Linked DNA regions of Homo sapiens: region 2 is linked to region 1. Evidence: chromatin loops called from intact Hi-C (ENCODE). Cell type or tissue: ovary. All regions are shown on one strand.

Region 1 (2,500 bases):
GAAGATGGATCTTTGATAGTTAAAATTCCGAAAGGGAAGGTATTGGGGGTATGATCAAGGATTAAAATGACTAAAGCTGTTTTGGAAAAGAACAAGTACACCTGACAGGTCAGAGTAGATGATTTGTGAAGGAAGTAGTTAGAAGTTTCATGTGAAAGATACGTTGACAGATTGTGAAGGATGTTCAGTATCCAGTAAGGGTTTACATTTGCTACAGTGGCTTGCCAAGATGGTGACATGATAAATGCGTTTTGAAACTTTAGCCTGGTATTAACATGCAGCATGAGGAGAGATTGGAGGCCTAAAGCAGTTTAAACTCAAGGGCCAGCTTTGATCCATTAATAGTGGGTTTAAAAAGGTCTCACAGTTGAGCAAGAGTAAAGGCTTCTACTGATTTAGTAGGAAATTCTGGATGAGTTAAAAATGTTTTCTGTTGTTTTAGGGGGAGAAGTGGAAAGAAAGAATGATTTGAGAACCATTCCAAGGGAAGAATTGATAGGCTTAATATACACTTTGCCATATTGGATTTAAAAGAAAGAGTCAAATTTGAACTTTTGTCCTGGAGTGTCTTAATCCATTTTCTGCTCCTGTAACAATACTACAGACTAGGTAATTTATAAACAATAGAAGTTTATTTGGTTGACAGTTCTGGAGTCTGGGAGGGCCAAGAGCATGGCACAGGCATCTACTAAGGGCCTTTATGTTGTCATAACATGGTAGAAGGGCAGGTGAGTCTCCAAGACAGAGAGAGAATATCCTGCCAAACTCATCCTTTTATCAGGAGCCTGGGATAATGGCATTCACCTTCTCATGTTGTAACTGCCATTTAAGGGCCCCACCTGTTAATAACGTTACAATGGCAATTAAATTTCAACATGAGTTTTGGAGAGGACACTCAAACCATAGGGTGTCTTGGTTATGAATAATTATATATAGGAATAGAGAAGGCAAGTGGAAGGAGGAATGTTTTTAGGAGAACTGGTTATTTTGGAGTCTAGGAAACTGCCTTATTTTCCTCAGAATTCTTGAGACCAACTATATATGATGAGAGTAAAAGAAAGGTCAGGATAAGTGACAACTGAGAAAGGCCTGTTGTCATGGTTGTTGTATTAAGTCTGTTTTCATGCTGCTGATAAAGACATACCCAAGACTGGGAAGAAAAAGAGGTTTAATTGGACTTACAGTTCCACGTGGCTGCGGAGGCCTCAGAATCATGGCAGGAGGTGAAAGGCACTTTTTACATGGCGGCAGCAAGAGAAAATGAGGAGGAAGCAAAAGCGGAAACCCCTGATAAACCCATCAGATCTCGTGAGACTTATTCACTGTCATGAGAATGGCACGGGAAAGACCAGCCCCCATGATTTAGTTACCTCCTCCTGGGTCCCTTCCACAACACGTAGGAATTCTGGGAGATAAAATTCAAGTTGACATTTGGATGGAGACATAGTCAAACCATATTAGTTGCCATTTATTGTTGGGTTTAGAAATTGAAACAAGTGTGAAGTTGATGAAGCCATCTCTGACCTCTTCCATCCTTCTATCCTCATTGAATTCTGATACTCCACTCACTAGATAACTCCAATTAATGTCCTCTGAAGGCGGAGTCTGATTGTATTGTAGGTTGTCATTGGTAACACTGAAATGAAGGTCTGTCATTAATTGGCAATCCAGAACTCTTCCTACCTTCAACCCTCTATAGTAGGCAGAGACAATTAACTTCAAAATAACCACGGTATTGACTTGAGAACCCCATTTTTCTGATATTCTTAAAATAATGAGTTCTCTTTTTAATTTGAATTTGAGTGGAAGTAGTCAGTGAATACCTAGAGATGTAGATTTGGGGGTGGTGCTTATTGCGGTGATAATTAAAGGTGAATGGAATTGATGAGGGAGCCGTATATAAAGGAAAAATTCCTGAAGACCAAAGACTTCTACTCTAGTAAGCCTACATGTAGAGGAAGGGATTTACCAAAGAGATAAAAGAATCAGGAAGGCCAAAGAGGAAAAGAGAAGAATGTTTCAGGAAGATGATGGTCGCTTGTGTGAACTAGTACAAGAAAAGTCAGGAAAAGTGAGGACCAAGGAGGGGCTATTGGCAAGATTGCCCAGCGTTTCTCTTGAGGGCTTCTGACAGGATGGATGGGAGTGGCCCACCAGCCAGACCCAGTGCCCTCAGAGATGTTTGGAAGAAGGAACATCTTTTGCTAAATTGCTTGATGATGCTATCATATATGAATTAGCCGTGGCTGCAGCCATTGGGTTAGGTTGGGTGAAATCAAAGGCTGTTTGTAGGGTCAAGGCACAAAAGTTGGAGAGGAAGTAGAGGGCAGCAGGTCCACACTGCTTCCTTGGGAAGTTTGGCAGAGAGAGACTAGGCAATAACTAGAGGGACCAATGGAGTCAAGTGGGAAAGCTCTTTTGATGAAGAGAAGCCTGTCCCTCTTTGTAGAAGAGGAGAGGGAGAGCCTGACCAGGTTTAAGGTGAAGTGGGTAATAATTG
Region 2 (2,500 bases), 52 kb before region 1:
TTCAGTGTTACTCTTAAGGGCGGAAAAACAGCCAATGTCTCAAAATTCCCAGGAGACAGATTTAGCCATACATAAGAAATTATTTTACATAATAGAGCTCTCCAAAAATGAAAAAAATGCTGCTGTGTGAGGAGGCAAGCCTTTCATCTCTGGAAGCATTCAAACTGAGGATAGATTACAAGTAAGTGTCAATAAGACAGCCCTCTTATTTCTAATAGTCTGTGTTGAGTTTATTCTCCAAGCGGGGGTGACCTTCATATAACTGAAACAAGTGACTAGAACTCATGAAGAAGAGCAGGGTTAAGGACAACACTTTAGGTGCTGCTCAAGAAAAGAAAAATAGGCCAGGTGCCATGGCTCACACCTGTAATCCCAGCACTTTGGGAGGCCGAGGCGGGTGGATCACTTTGAGGTCAGGAGTTCAAGACCAGCCTGGCCAACATGGCAAAAACCCGTCTCTACTAAAAATACAAAAATTAGCTGGGTGTGGTGGTGCTTGCCTGGAATCCCAGCTACTCGGGAGGCTGAGGCAGGAGAATCGCTTGAACCTGGAAAGTGGAGGTTGCAGTGAGCTGAGATGGTGCCACTGCACTCCAGTCTGAGCGACAGAAGGAGACTCCACCTCAAAAAAAAAAAAAGAGAGAGAGAAAGAAGAGCCCAAAGGGGAGAGAGAGAGAGAGAGAGATAGAAAGGATGTGACCAGTAAAATAATATTATAAGCACCAGGAAAAAGTTATAGAATCATGCATGACAGTGGAAGACCAAGGAAAGGTTGGCTAATAGTCAGGTGCCACAAATAAGAGAAGTACAGTAAGGCCAAGCAAGTTGTGAGAGGACTTGGAGAGTGAAGTTCCAGTAGATCTGTGCAACAGTGAAATGACACCTAAGTGGCACTACAGAGTCAAGTGACACTTTCTGCATTTCAGAATGAGGAGGCCTTGCACATCTGAAGTCCAAAGAACAGACAGCAGGGATTAAGAGATAGAAAGTACAGGATATTCCTGATATTTATGCTTTAATCTCTATGGTTCTTACCATTTGTCATCAACCTCTATGGGCCAAACCATGTTGTAATTTCTAAATTTTGCCAAGGCACACACTGGAATCACATCCGCTGAGGAACTGCCGCACAAGAGTGAGTCACTTATTTGGAGAGCATGCCTCGCTAGCTGCCCAACATCTGTATCATATCATGCCTTTGTTATTCTCTGCTAATCGTATGTGCTGTAACTATCATGAAGTGAGAGGGACTCCGCTGCTTTGTAGATTCAGATAAGCCCATGGGTAATGTCGCCACTAAGATGATGTATGATGACTACTTTAGTTCTTTAAAAACCATCTAAGGGACTGAAGATATCACTTCGATGCTTCAGGTATTCTTCCCATCATTTTATGGAGGTAATTCCATATGAGGGGTACTCTGAAAAGAGGGATTTTCGAAGCTCTAAGGATACATTTCTTAAAACTATCAAGATCAAGATTCTACTTATTGGAAGAGATGAGGCCATCACTAGAGAAGAAACGCAGGAGTTGGGAAGGGCTGCTTTTAGCTCACAGGTAGAAGAATTTATTTTAGAATCTGGAAAGAAGAAAGAATGTGGCTTAGCCTGATTTTCCCAGAGAGTAGAACATCAGAAAAGCATATATATACATATATGCAAGCACTGTATTGGGAACTGCTATCCCTAGAAGCAAGAGTGAGGGAGAGGGAAGCGGTGAGGGGCAGCGCAAGGTAAGTTACTGCTTGATTCTGTGAACCACCTGAGAAGCCACAAGGCACGCATCTCAGGACTGTCTGCCTGGATTGAGAAAGGAGGAATCCCCCATTGGTCAAAGGATCACTCCATGGAGGCATTAAGTCCCCGGAACTTCAGGTTGCATTCATGAGACTACTAAGGAGTGTTTGCAGTGTCTGTCCCAGGCTGCAGAGATGACAGAGAAGGCTTCGGATGGGAGGTGAGAGGTGCTTGCAAGTTAGTTCTACATGCAGCTGGTCAGGCTCATGGCAGAACTGTCACTACAGTGGCGGCTGGAATCAAAGACAGGTGTGGCTGAAAGGAGCTGAGGCAGTGCTTACGAGGTGTCTGATCCAAGATGTTCATGTTCTAAGGAGTATATAGGTGTGAGCAGGATGGTAAGAAAGCCCTGGTACGATTCCTGGCTCCTCTCAGATGCAAGGCCTTCTCACGAGGCCAGGGATGCTGTGACAGCAGTGAGTATCTGACACAAGTGGAGAAGAGTTATTGCAGCCACTGGGCCAGAACCGCTGGAAGACTTCCGGGATCACATCAGGGGTTCTCAGGAAACCAAGCATTAGGAATTCTTAGTTCTCTGCATTTTCTCCATGAGTGCCTGTACCCTAAAGTGGATGCTGAGGAAGCAGACCATGAGAGGACCCAGAGTGGACTTTGCAGAGGGCAAAGGTCATAGGTAGGGGTCACCTCGGTAGGGGTCAGGGCAGTGTGGATGCAGCAGGGCAGGGAGCTGAGGGTGGATGGAA

The links. A loop is a pair of places that touch in the nucleus more often than their neighbours do. Peaks named below come from ENCODE experiments on the same cell type or tissue, not always from the same donor. Only the 100,000 strongest peaks of a DNase experiment are listed, where the experiment ranks them.
Region 2: it touches region 1 in a loop (5-fold over the local background); 17 of 110 quality-filtered maps call a loop at or near these places.

What each region holds. Positions count from the first base shown.
Region 1 is chr21:32,766,448-32,768,947 of GRCh38, reverse strand. All of the region lies in intron 2 of PAXBP1 (PAX3 and PAX7 binding protein 1), which reads left to right. Among named protein-coding and RNA genes, the nearest start is that of PAXBP1, 4.1 kb to the left of the region's middle. In ovary, no CTCF peak of the experiment used is centred here; no DNase peak of the experiment used is centred here.
Region 2 is chr21:32,818,525-32,821,024 of GRCh38, reverse strand. No RefSeq gene overlaps it. Among named protein-coding and RNA genes, the nearest start is that of EPCIP, 6.1 kb to the right of the region's middle. In ovary, no CTCF peak of the experiment used is centred here; a DNase peak (open chromatin) is centred at 1,144; H3K27ac peaks cover 1,231 bases.